2 separate regions of the Mus musculus genome follow, and region 1 is linked to region 2. Evidence: chromatin contacts called from ENCODE Hi-C data. All regions are on one chromosome and are shown on one strand. The core of a region is the stretch at or near the end of the contact, and the rest is flanking DNA. Distances in the headings are between cores, read along the strand shown. Region 1 overlaps Gfra2 (glial cell line derived neurotrophic factor family receptor alpha 2). Region 2 has its middle 7.2 kb from the start of Gm34442.

Region 1 (5,300 bases), core at 1,224-3,723, 180 kb after region 2:
CCTTTTAATATCAGAGAATGAAGTTAAGTAGTAGTCATTTGGTTTTTTTTGTTTGTTTGTTTTTTTTTGTTTTGTTTTTTTTTGTTGTTTTGTTTTTAATTTTAACTATCCGAGACCCAGCTAGGTTAAAAATAAAGTGATTGGTTTATAAAATGAAAGCATAGAAGCTATAGTGTATCCTAGGGAGCAAGGGAGGAAACCTTCCCCCTCTTCCTCTCTCCTTTCTCTCTTCTCTCCATTCCTCCGTGTCCACCCCCCTCTCCTCCTCCATTTCTTTATTCAGATTGCTATGTAAGTGTTCTTAACAACACTGTAGACCTGGTATGTTTGTGCCCAAGCCGGGATAACCAGAAGCAAATGTTCTTTCTTGCCTGCTTCATCAGGAGAAGCTTAGTCAGGACCCCCTGTTGGACCATGATGGCCAAGAAACACTTGATCCAATCTGGGCCAGGCATCTTCAGGTTCCAGAAGGTGTTGTTCACACAGTCTATCCTGAGCCATTTTCTCTTCTTGGGAACACTTTACCCTTTCATGAAATGTTCCAGTGTGCTGTCATTGGCAGTTACCGGTGCTGGTGATGATACCATTCTGATTGGCAGGCTCCTGGCCATGGCGTACAACGACAAACTGGGACTTGTTGGCTTCCATTCTAGCCACGTGGGAGCTGCAACTTGATAGTCGAAAGATGTGCAAACCAGAAGCCTTGCATGGGCCAGCATTGGAACAGTCTGGGGATCTGACTGAGAAATTCACCTCCTGTGTCAATTTCTCTGTGCTACTCAGACAAAATACCTGTTAGAAATGGTTGATGTGTTTTCTTTGGTTGGTGGTTTAGTCCCTGGGAGCTCTGGGGATACTGGTTAGTTCATATTGTTGTTCCTCCTATGGGGCTGCAAACCTGTTCAACTCCTTGGGTACTTTCTCTAGCTCTTTCATTGGGAACCCTGTGCTCAGTCCAATGGATGGCGGTGAGCATCCACTTCTGCATTTGCAGGCACAGGCAGAGCCTCTCAGGAGACAGCTATATCAGGCTCCTGTCAACAAGCTCTTGTTGGTATCTGCAATAGTGTCTGGGTTTGGTGGATATATATGGGATGGATCCCAAGTGGGGCAGTTTCTGGATGGCCATTCCTTCAGTCTCTGCTCCACACTTTGTCTCTGTAACTCCTTCCATGGGTATTTTGTTCCCCCTTCTAAGAAGGATCAAAGTATCTACACTTTGGTCTTCCTTCTTCTTGAGTTCCATGTGTTTTATCCTAAGGCTCCACAGTCCCTTTAGATAGCACCAGTAGCTGGAGAACATGCATTCCACACACAGGCCTGTGGGGACCCTTCAGATCCAAATGTAGCTCTCCTAAGCAGACTTGTAAAGGTGTGGTAGCCTGGGCCAAGTCAGAATGTCACTAATAAAAGACAGGAACCTGTGTCCTTTTCTTTTGGATAATACCACATACAAAGCAGTCATAAGGGCATGTCCCTATAACTATGTACTATGTGTTTCTTTGGACGCAGGAGTGTGTGCGTGTGTGTGTGTGTGTGTGTGTATGTGTGTGTGTGTGTGTGTGCATGCACACATATATACATGTGTATAGAAGCATGCTACCACAATTTTCCTAGGGCTTTTTTTCTTCCAAGTCTGGGGCATAAAGCAGGAGTATTTAAAGCTGAAGCCAGAAGGCAGGATCTGAAGGGCACCCACAAGCCCAACTCAGCAGCTTGTGCAGATTGCCACACTTGAGACTCAGAGCCTGCCATTCCAGCATCTGAAGGCTTGGTAGTGAGATTACCAGCTTTGATGCAGCAATTTTAGGCAGTGTATGTTTGGGGCGGAGCCTAGAGAATTTGCATGCCTAGCAATTTCTGGCCAATGACAGTGCTGGTAGTCTGTTTACTACACTTTGAGAAGGGTGTTATGTGGCTTGCTTTCTGCTTACCAGCTCTGTTCTTTCTCCTTTGATCAGGGCACCTGTGGCAGCAGATTAAAGAGATAGCATGCCCCAGGGTAGGGCAATTGAGGGCAGGGAGGTAAGAGTGGGTAGGTGGGTGGAGGAATACCCTCATAGAAGCAGGGGGAGGGAGGATAGGATAGGAGGTTTCAGAGGGGAGGGGGCAGAACTGGGAAAAGGGATAACAATTGAAATGTAAATAAAGAAAATATCCAATAAAAATATCAAATAGAAAAAAAAGAGGTAGGATGCCAAGTAAAATTTGAATTCCAGATTCAAAAAACTTTTTTCTAGTATAAATATGTCTGAGATGTAAAATAATAATAATAATAATCATAGTAATAGTAATAATAACAAAATTTATCTGAAATTCAAATGAGATGAACATGCTGCATCTAATATGACCACCTTTTCATCAAATTAGGGTCAAGTGTCTCTCTCCTGCTGCTTCCCTGTGATTGAATAGGCCACAGCTGTTGATGAACCAGGCCCAGAGAGGGCTCGTGATTTTGGGGCAATCCACCTGCTCCCCTGAGCTCAGCTGAGAGGAATTTAGTTTGTGTGCATTTCCACTCTCTTGATGGCTCTCTGCTCTTTTCTCTCTGCTTATCTGCCTGTTTTTTCCTCTCAGTGATTTCTTTACCCCACCTCTTTTCTGGAGGGCAGGAGGGGGGACCTTAAATCTGAAGTGGGGGACTGATCCGGGAAAGATCAGCTCTTGGCAGCAGAAACAGAATCCAAGAGACCAGTGATATCTCAGGGTCTGGGGGATGAGTGGCATTTTGCCTAGAGGAGGTGGCGATCACCAATTGGCACCCCACATATAATGGTTTGGGCTGGAGTGCTCGTGTGGTTGATTCTCCTTGTGCTGGAGTTGGAGTATGTAAAGGGCCTGAAGGAAATTGACTCCACTTGGTCTCTTGTTCTGGCAGAGGAAGCTCGCTGCTGTGGGTTTATCACAGATTGAGAGGCAGAGAGAAACTTGAGCAATCAAAGGCCTCCTGGAGACTTGGACTTGGCAACCTTCTAAATGGCCCCATTTGTCCCCTTTGCTTGCCAAGCTGCCTTGATGCTGAGAGTGGCTAAGATGACAGCAGAAGGCCTAGCTGCTTCCCTCCCTTCCCGTCCCCTCACCAACCAAATCCACATCCTTTACTTTTGAACAGTATCACGTCTGGGGTTCCTGACACTAACCACCAGACTTCTTTGAGGGCAGTAGGCTGGAGCCACACTGAGATGATACTGAGATGGTGTTTTCACTTTACATTACCCTGGGGGCCTGGCTGCGGGGGCTCTGCGCACGGTTCCTAAGTTTCCAGAGCCCCTGCTTTTTTCCCTGCGTTCATCGTGGCATGGGAAGGATCAGTGGATTCAGGAGGGCAGGGTCTTCCTGGGATCCACCAAGCAGGCCTTTGGAGCCCTCCCTTCTCATGACATGCTCACATTGCCCACACAGGATAAAGTGGTGTGTTTCTGTTCTCTGTGGGTCATGAATAGTCATTTCCTGTTTGCGATTGCCAGGCAGAGCGCTGAGGGAGAAAGCGGTAAAGATGATGATTCCTATCTACATTGGGAGCTGCTTTGTACAGTATCTCTCACCGCTTTATTGAAGCTCTGGGCAAGCGTAGCTTTCTACTTAAGTGGGGACACTGAGTACCAGAGACATAGCCAGTGAGCCTCAGGTCACACAATAGAACAAGAGCTTGCGCACCATCATGTGACAGATGGCTCTCCCAGCAGCTGGACCAGTATCCTTCTTGCCAGCTCAGGAACCCCTCTGGCTACAATCCTTGGAGGGGTCTGTACTCTTTCACCTTCTGTTCTCTGGCTTGCACCGTCACCCCCACTTCTCCTATAGAGCCAGGCTGATCTCTCCTTTGCTGGTGAAATGTCCTAGATATCTCTCAAGTGACATTTTTCATTTCCTCCCATGTATATTTCCACTTCTCCAGCCTTTGAGTTGGTGGTTTTGAGAGGTTCCTGGCACTTCGAAGCCAGACAAATATATGCGGTGTTCCTAGTGTCGTGTGATCTTGGAGTCAAACTTTTGAGAGAGGACAAGGCCGTTCTGGATGCTGGTGTCAATGGGAGCAGTTCAAGAGGCTTCCAACAGCTACAGGTCTAGCTGGAACCCTCAGCTCAGTTCTGGGCAGATGATGTTATTTGTAAGGAACTGAGAGGATAGTAGCATTTCACCAAAGCCCTGTGCCGTAATCAGAGGGGTGGAGAGCCTTGAACATGTCATGGGGTTCCCTTCTGATTCCATATTGATGTGCTTACCATTCCCATCGTCACTCTGTCAGACACAGGCCAGGGGATCTGCTCCTAGTTGGAGCAAAGATGAGGGATAGCTACCATCCATGACTATTAACAGGGCCTTAGAGGATGTGGATGAAGAAATACGTAAATAATAATATTAGCAGTGGATGTTCTTATTGGGAAGATCAAACAAAGCAATGTCAGCAAGTCTCTGTGCTGTTGAGTTGCCTGGTCTAGGCTTTCTGTGTGGTTGCACTGAGAAAAAGGACAAATCCAACATGATCATGGAAAAAGAACCTCTGTGTTGAAGGTTTCGGTGGCTTTGGGGATGCAGGAAGTAGGAGATAGAGTCCATACATGCCCACATGGAATTGAAATGGACTCTTGCATTTCAGTTAGAGGGTGTGTTTAAATAACCCGTAGAGAAGATGTTTAAACAGCTTCATAGAGAAGATGGTAAACAGTGGTTGCTCACGATATAGGATTCTACAGGACCTCCATTCTGCCTTTATGTTCTCCTGTTGCTTCTGTCTGGGGGGAGATTTGGCCAAAATGGAGTATTTGAAAACCCCATAGTGTCCCCCAAGGATGTACCTGAGTATCAGAGACCAGGTAGCTTATGGCAGAAACAGACTCTCTTATAGTTGAAGTCATAAGTCTGAGGTTGAAGTGTCAGTGGGACCATGCTTGCTTTGTGCTGTCAGAGACTGAGAGGGGCTGATGAATGGGGTCACATGGGCAGGACACTCCCCTCTAGGGGGTGATGGTTGCCTTAGACAGGATAAGGGGGAAGCTTCCGTAATCCAGGCTGATGGAAACTTCTGTGGCCAGAGTACTAGGAGAAGAGGGAAAAAGAAGGGAGCTAGCCAAGGGTGTGACTTTGTGCCACATTCAACTCTGTGGCGGGGTAATGAGAACAGGCCTGGACCTGCTCCTGGCTGAGTGTGACTGAGCTGTACAGCACAGGTGGTTACAAAGCCATGTCACAGGTACTGATGACAATGGGTGATGGCATGCTAGGTCATGAAGAGAAACATTTAAAAGGTGGGCTATGTCTGGTGAGCTGGGGAGGTAGGGAGAGGGGCTACCTATTGG
Region 2 (5,085 bases), core at 247-2,746:
CATCCATCCAGTAGAAACCACATTTTGAACACTGAACTTTGATCAGCTGATCTCTATGGATGGGCTCCTTTTCCTCAGCGCCGGCATCGGGGCATTGGCAATGGCCTCCAATCTCTTGGTAGGTCAGGTGTGCCCCATGCCTCTTTGGCTTAGGACGACATGAACATTGGGAGGTCTTAGCAACACAGAAACCTGCTGTAGGTGGAGGGGTAGTGTCGGCAGCAGCAGATTCGGAGTATGTTGTGGGAAGCTCATTGTTAGTGGGAGAAGGAAGGGAGGTTTGAGGCTCTTGGGTAAGGAATGCCACAGGAATAAATCTTTAGGGACAGCAGCTCTGGGAAGCTGGACTTGGGGGTGAGAGGTATAGCGTAGAGATGCCACTGAAAGGGTTCCTGGGATTCAAAAGCTGCTACAGAGTTAGCTCCTGTGCAGCTTGGGTGACGAAGAAGAGAGGTTTCCAAGGCGACACTTAAGTTTCAGGTAGTGAGCTTGGATCCTCACATGCTGAGGTTAATTACGATGGCTACAGTAGCCAGGGGGTGAGTCTTTAATCCCAGTACTCCGGAGACAGGCATATCTCTCAGTTCAAGACCAGCCTGTTCTACAGAGCAGAGTTCCAGGGCAGTCAAGGCTGCATACATAAACCCTGTCTCGAAAAACTAAAAAACCAAAGAAGCAAAAAAGCAAGCAAGCAACCAACCAACCAAACAGAAAGACGGCGGCTGCATTCTGTCCAGTCACAGTGAGGTTCTAGTGCAAGACAAGGTTCTAGCATCCAGGAGAGTAATGAGCAACAGACACACAGATCCATGCCTTCAAGACCCCGGGTGTGTGGCCTCCTAGGTTTTGTCTTATGGTAGCTTTTGACAGTTATTAACGGAGTACGTAAGCTGGAGCAGGTAAGAGGTTCTCTGCCACTTTTGTCTGTGCCAAGGTTTGCATTCAATCTGCGGGTCCAATTCTCCAAGGAGCCCAGGCTCCTCAGGACATGGGGGAAGAGCATTGGGGCAGGAGTCAGGTAGACGCTTTGTGTCTCAAAGCAAAGAAGGCCACATTATTGATTCCTCACTTGGCACTTGACGCACTCATCCCGAATGTGCCCAGCAGGGGGCAGTGCCAGCCTGTGGAAACTGCAACTAGGGACTAAGCTTGCGAGGCGCGGTGGGTGCCTGGTCCTGAGGGACGAATTTCTCTACCTGAAGGATCTGGTGGTGAGGGGCAGCTTCGGGAGTCTTCCGAACCTTGGGATTCCCCTCCGGAAATGTGAACACGCTTTCAAAATATGGGATCCTGAGCCGATCCCTATCTCTTTGCGCCCTTCACCTTCAAGAGACAGAACTTTCTGGTTGCTCTACTCTGAGATCACGTGATCTCACCAGGGGACGTGGTGGACAGCTTGATTGGGGAAAAGTGGGGTGAGGGGTTGGTAGCTGCGGAAGTAGAGCATTTGGGGAAGCTGGGAGTGGCAATGAAAGTCCTTAGAAGGCTGTTGGGGAAATGCTGACTAGGTTTTTAGTGTCCTCGGAGGAAATGAGCCAGTGGGTGTGCCCCATTCTGCAGGGAGCTCTGAATGCCTCTTAGCTAGCTTTAGCTGTGTCTGTGTCACCGCGATGTGTGTGCATCATTCATCCAGTAATACTACAGAGCAACTGCCACTTGTATGTCCCTCTCTCTCAGAAGCTGGGATTCCGGAAGGTTCCCCAGCCCCTAGCCCCAACTCAAAGGAGCAAGCAGTGGGGAGCAGCAGAGGCGGTCACTGATGGGTCAGGGAGAGAAGCGCTTGAGAGCACCACAGACAGACACACTGAGGCAAGGCCTCCTTCAAGAGCCGCTGAGCCACCCAGGCGGCCAGGGGAAAGTGCACAGGCAAGGAAGGAAACAGACCTGCCATTGTGGGCCCGAGCAAAGGATTTACAAAGACCTTGCCACCCAGAATGGGTCTCTGGCTCTAGGCAAGCTGCTTAGTACCTGTTGATACTATGAGAAACTTAGGTGTATCTAGGACTATTATAGACTGGCTTAATCTTTTAATTGAGGTCATAGGTTGTCTAATGAATGGACATGTTCTGAGAAATTTGTCACTACACATTGTCACCACTGAATATTCTTTTATTAATTATTTCTTTTCTTTTTCTCTTCTTCTTCTTCTTCTTCTTCTTCTTCTTCTTCTTCTTCTTCTTCTTCTTCTTCTTCTTCTTCTTCTTCCTCCTTCCTCCCTCCTCCCTCCTCCTCCCTCCTCCCTCCTCCTCCTTCCTCTTCCTCTTCTTTTGGTTTTACAAGACAGGGTTTCTCTGTGTAGCCCTGGCTGTCCTGGAACTCACTCTGTAGACCAGACTGGCCTCAAACTCAGAAATCCACCTGCCTCTGCCTCCCGAGTGCTGAGATTAAAGGTGTGCCACCACGCCCGGCTTATTAATTATTTCTTCACTTTACATCCTGACCACAGTTTCCCTTCCTTCCCCTCCTCCCAGTCCTTCCTGCCAATCTCCATTTACTTGTCTTCTGTCTTTTCAGAAGGGGGGGGGGGGCTCCCATCAACCAACCCTGGCATATCAAGTTGCAGTAAGACTGGGCACATCCTCCTCTATTGAGGCTAGACAAGGTAGCCCCGTAGGAGGGAAGGGTCCCAAAGGCAGGCCACAGAGTCAGAAACAGCCCTTGCTCCGGCTGTTAGGGGTCCCACTTGAAGACCAAGCTGCACTAGTGTAACATATGTGCAGAGGGCCTAGGTCAGTCCCATGCAGGCTCCCTGGAGAGTGGTTCAGTCTCTGTGGGCCCTTAGGGGCCCAGGCTAGTTGATTCTGTAGGTTATCTTGCACCACTGAATTTTTATACCTATGTGATATATAACTGCGTACCTAAGGTACATGGTATGTTTGTATATATGTCTGTGTGTAAATATAATTTATACTATTTGCTATATAAATATAACACATATATGCATGTAATATATAATTTATATATGTTCTATATAATCACAATATATCTGTAATATGTATATATTATAGATGTGTGGCATAGCCTGTTTCACCTAGGATACAAACATGTAGAGCTATGTTATATGTGAAATACTGGATGTATTGGTAACATAATGGTATTTGTGTATATATAAACATCCAAGATAGAAGAGGGTCCATAAACATGCCAGGCAGGAGGTATTTTTTTTTCATCTGCTTTAATCTTACAGACTTTATATACAGCTTGTCATTGACTGAGATGTCATTGTGTGCCACAGCCATGCATTGGCATCAGGGCAGATAGGAGTTCAGGGTTCAGGTCCCCAGCTTGGAGGCATGTACCCAAATTCACTACTGCTGAATGCTGTGTCATTCCCATTCTTTTCTGACTCTCCCATTTCTCTTTATTCCTACTTTCTTCAGAGTGTATAAACTGTGTGCACGTGCATGTGCGCGTGTGCGTGCGTGCGTGCGTGTGTGTGTGTGTGTGTGTGTGTGTGTGTGTGTGAGCTAATCTGAGTAAACCTGCCCCACGCTTAGAGAAGGGGATGCCAGCCCCCCCCCCCCCCCCCCCCAGGAGGTTCCACCTGGACTTTCAGCATCTGGAAAGGTTTCAGCATCTGATTGTTTGAGCCTCTCTGGCTCACTCAGCCCTCCCTGGGGACTCTCCTCAGGCTGCTGCTGCCACCACTTTTCGGCCTTGATGTTAACCAGCCTCCTGCCTCTTGCCTTCTGGGCGTTGATTCAATTAGCCAAGGTGCCCACCTCTTGCAAGGGCCATTTATAAAATCAACTGGGGCAGCTGCAGAACCTCAGGCAGGGCAGGGCTGGAGAGATAGCGAGCTGAGAGGAGGAGGTAGAGGAATCCTGGGAGGGGGGTCTGATCCAATTAGGTGCTAGGCTGGCTTCCCCCTGGCAGGAGGCTGTACATCATTGCTTGGCTTTGGTCCTCTACTGCCCGGCACAGAGCAGAGTCCATCAATCTCCAGGCTGTGGATAGGGATGGTAGAGTGAAGGCAGTGGTATGCAGTGTTCACAACACTTCCATCTTTGTAGCAAGCATGCTTGGGACAGCTTAATGTTGTGGGCTGGGCACACAGGCTGCAGCTTGACTCCCTGGGTTCAAGTTCTACCTCTGCTCAAAGGCAGCTGTGTTTTTGGCACCTGCATCAGTTTTTGCTGGGGGAAAAGGAGATGGTAACACTTCTCCTCTTTGAAGTTTGTGGCAAAGATAAAAGGGATGAATGAAAGCATAGCTCCCAGGACAGTGCTTGGCACATGCTGAGCTCCGGTGTCTACCACAGTCTCATTTGGCTCTCAAACCAGCAGTCAAATTATGCTTATCTTAGTAATAGGGTCACTGGGTCATAGGCAAGCAGCTTCCCCACAGTCTTTGCAGAGAAGACTTGGGCTTGGTAGAGGTGGAAGGATTTGCCTGGACACATGGTTCTAAAGAATGAAGAAAGGAGGAAGAGAGGTCAAGGAGAGGTCAGAAATGCTTTGCCTGCAGCCTTTCCTTTCCACACTAGGAGGGGGAGTGCTGAGGACTCCTCAGCCTCAGCTTGGAGAGGGGTTCTTGGAGAAGGAATGTTTGAGATAGAGAGAAGGGTGTTGGAGACCTGCAAAACGAATGACTTGAAGTCAAACTGTGGGTCCAAGCTGGCAGCCTAAGTTCTGCTCGAGACAGCTTTCTAAATGCTCTATGTTCTTCTTCTCTAAGCAGTTCTCTTTTGTTATTCTAAAAATTATCTGGATAGCTCAACTCTTAGAGATCAAAAGCCCAGTTTATTTTTTTTTTTAACTTATCAATTCAGTCATTCCCCCAGGTTTCCTTTTGGTTATCCCATGAATCAGCATCCCTTGACCTCAGCCTTCTTAGGAAGAGTCAGCAAGCACAGACCTGTCCTGGAATTACCATGTGGACCATGACTGGGCCTAAATTCCCTCTGTCCCAGGCTGACCTTGAACTCAGGAATCTACCTGATTTTGTGTCTTTCTGGCAAGATGGTTTGTGGTGTAGCTGCCCCTACTCCTTCAGATCTGTGACACTCCTTACACAATTCACATTTTGCATGGTTGAGAAATGATCTATTTTTGAACTCATGTTTTCAATGTTCTTTCCCACAGC

Evidence for each region. Hi-C counts contacts between places; a loop is a spot of excess contacts on that map.
Region 1: a map of T-helper 17 cell shows a loop between it and region 2 (2.8-fold over the local background). The contact joins two enhancer-like sites. A Hi-C loop is called at or near these places in 2 of 37 maps with a recorded cell type or tissue (T-helper 1 cell and T-helper 17 cell).

Annotation. Positions count from the first base shown.
Region 1 is chr14:70,960,293-70,965,592 of GRCm38, forward strand. All of the region lies in intron 4 of Gfra2 (glial cell line derived neurotrophic factor family receptor alpha 2), which reads left to right. Among named protein-coding and RNA genes, the nearest start is that of Gm34588, 21 kb to the left of the region's middle. Within about 2 kb of position 2,474, at least 1 of the 3 ENCODE cell types and tissues checked has a DNase peak (open chromatin) inside an H3K27ac peak, as active enhancers do.
Region 2 is chr14:70,779,840-70,784,924 of GRCm38, forward strand. No RefSeq gene overlaps it. Among named protein-coding and RNA genes, the nearest start is that of Gm34442, 7.2 kb to the right of the region's middle. Within about 2 kb of position 1,497, at least 1 of the 3 ENCODE cell types and tissues checked has a DNase peak (open chromatin) inside an H3K27ac peak, as active enhancers do.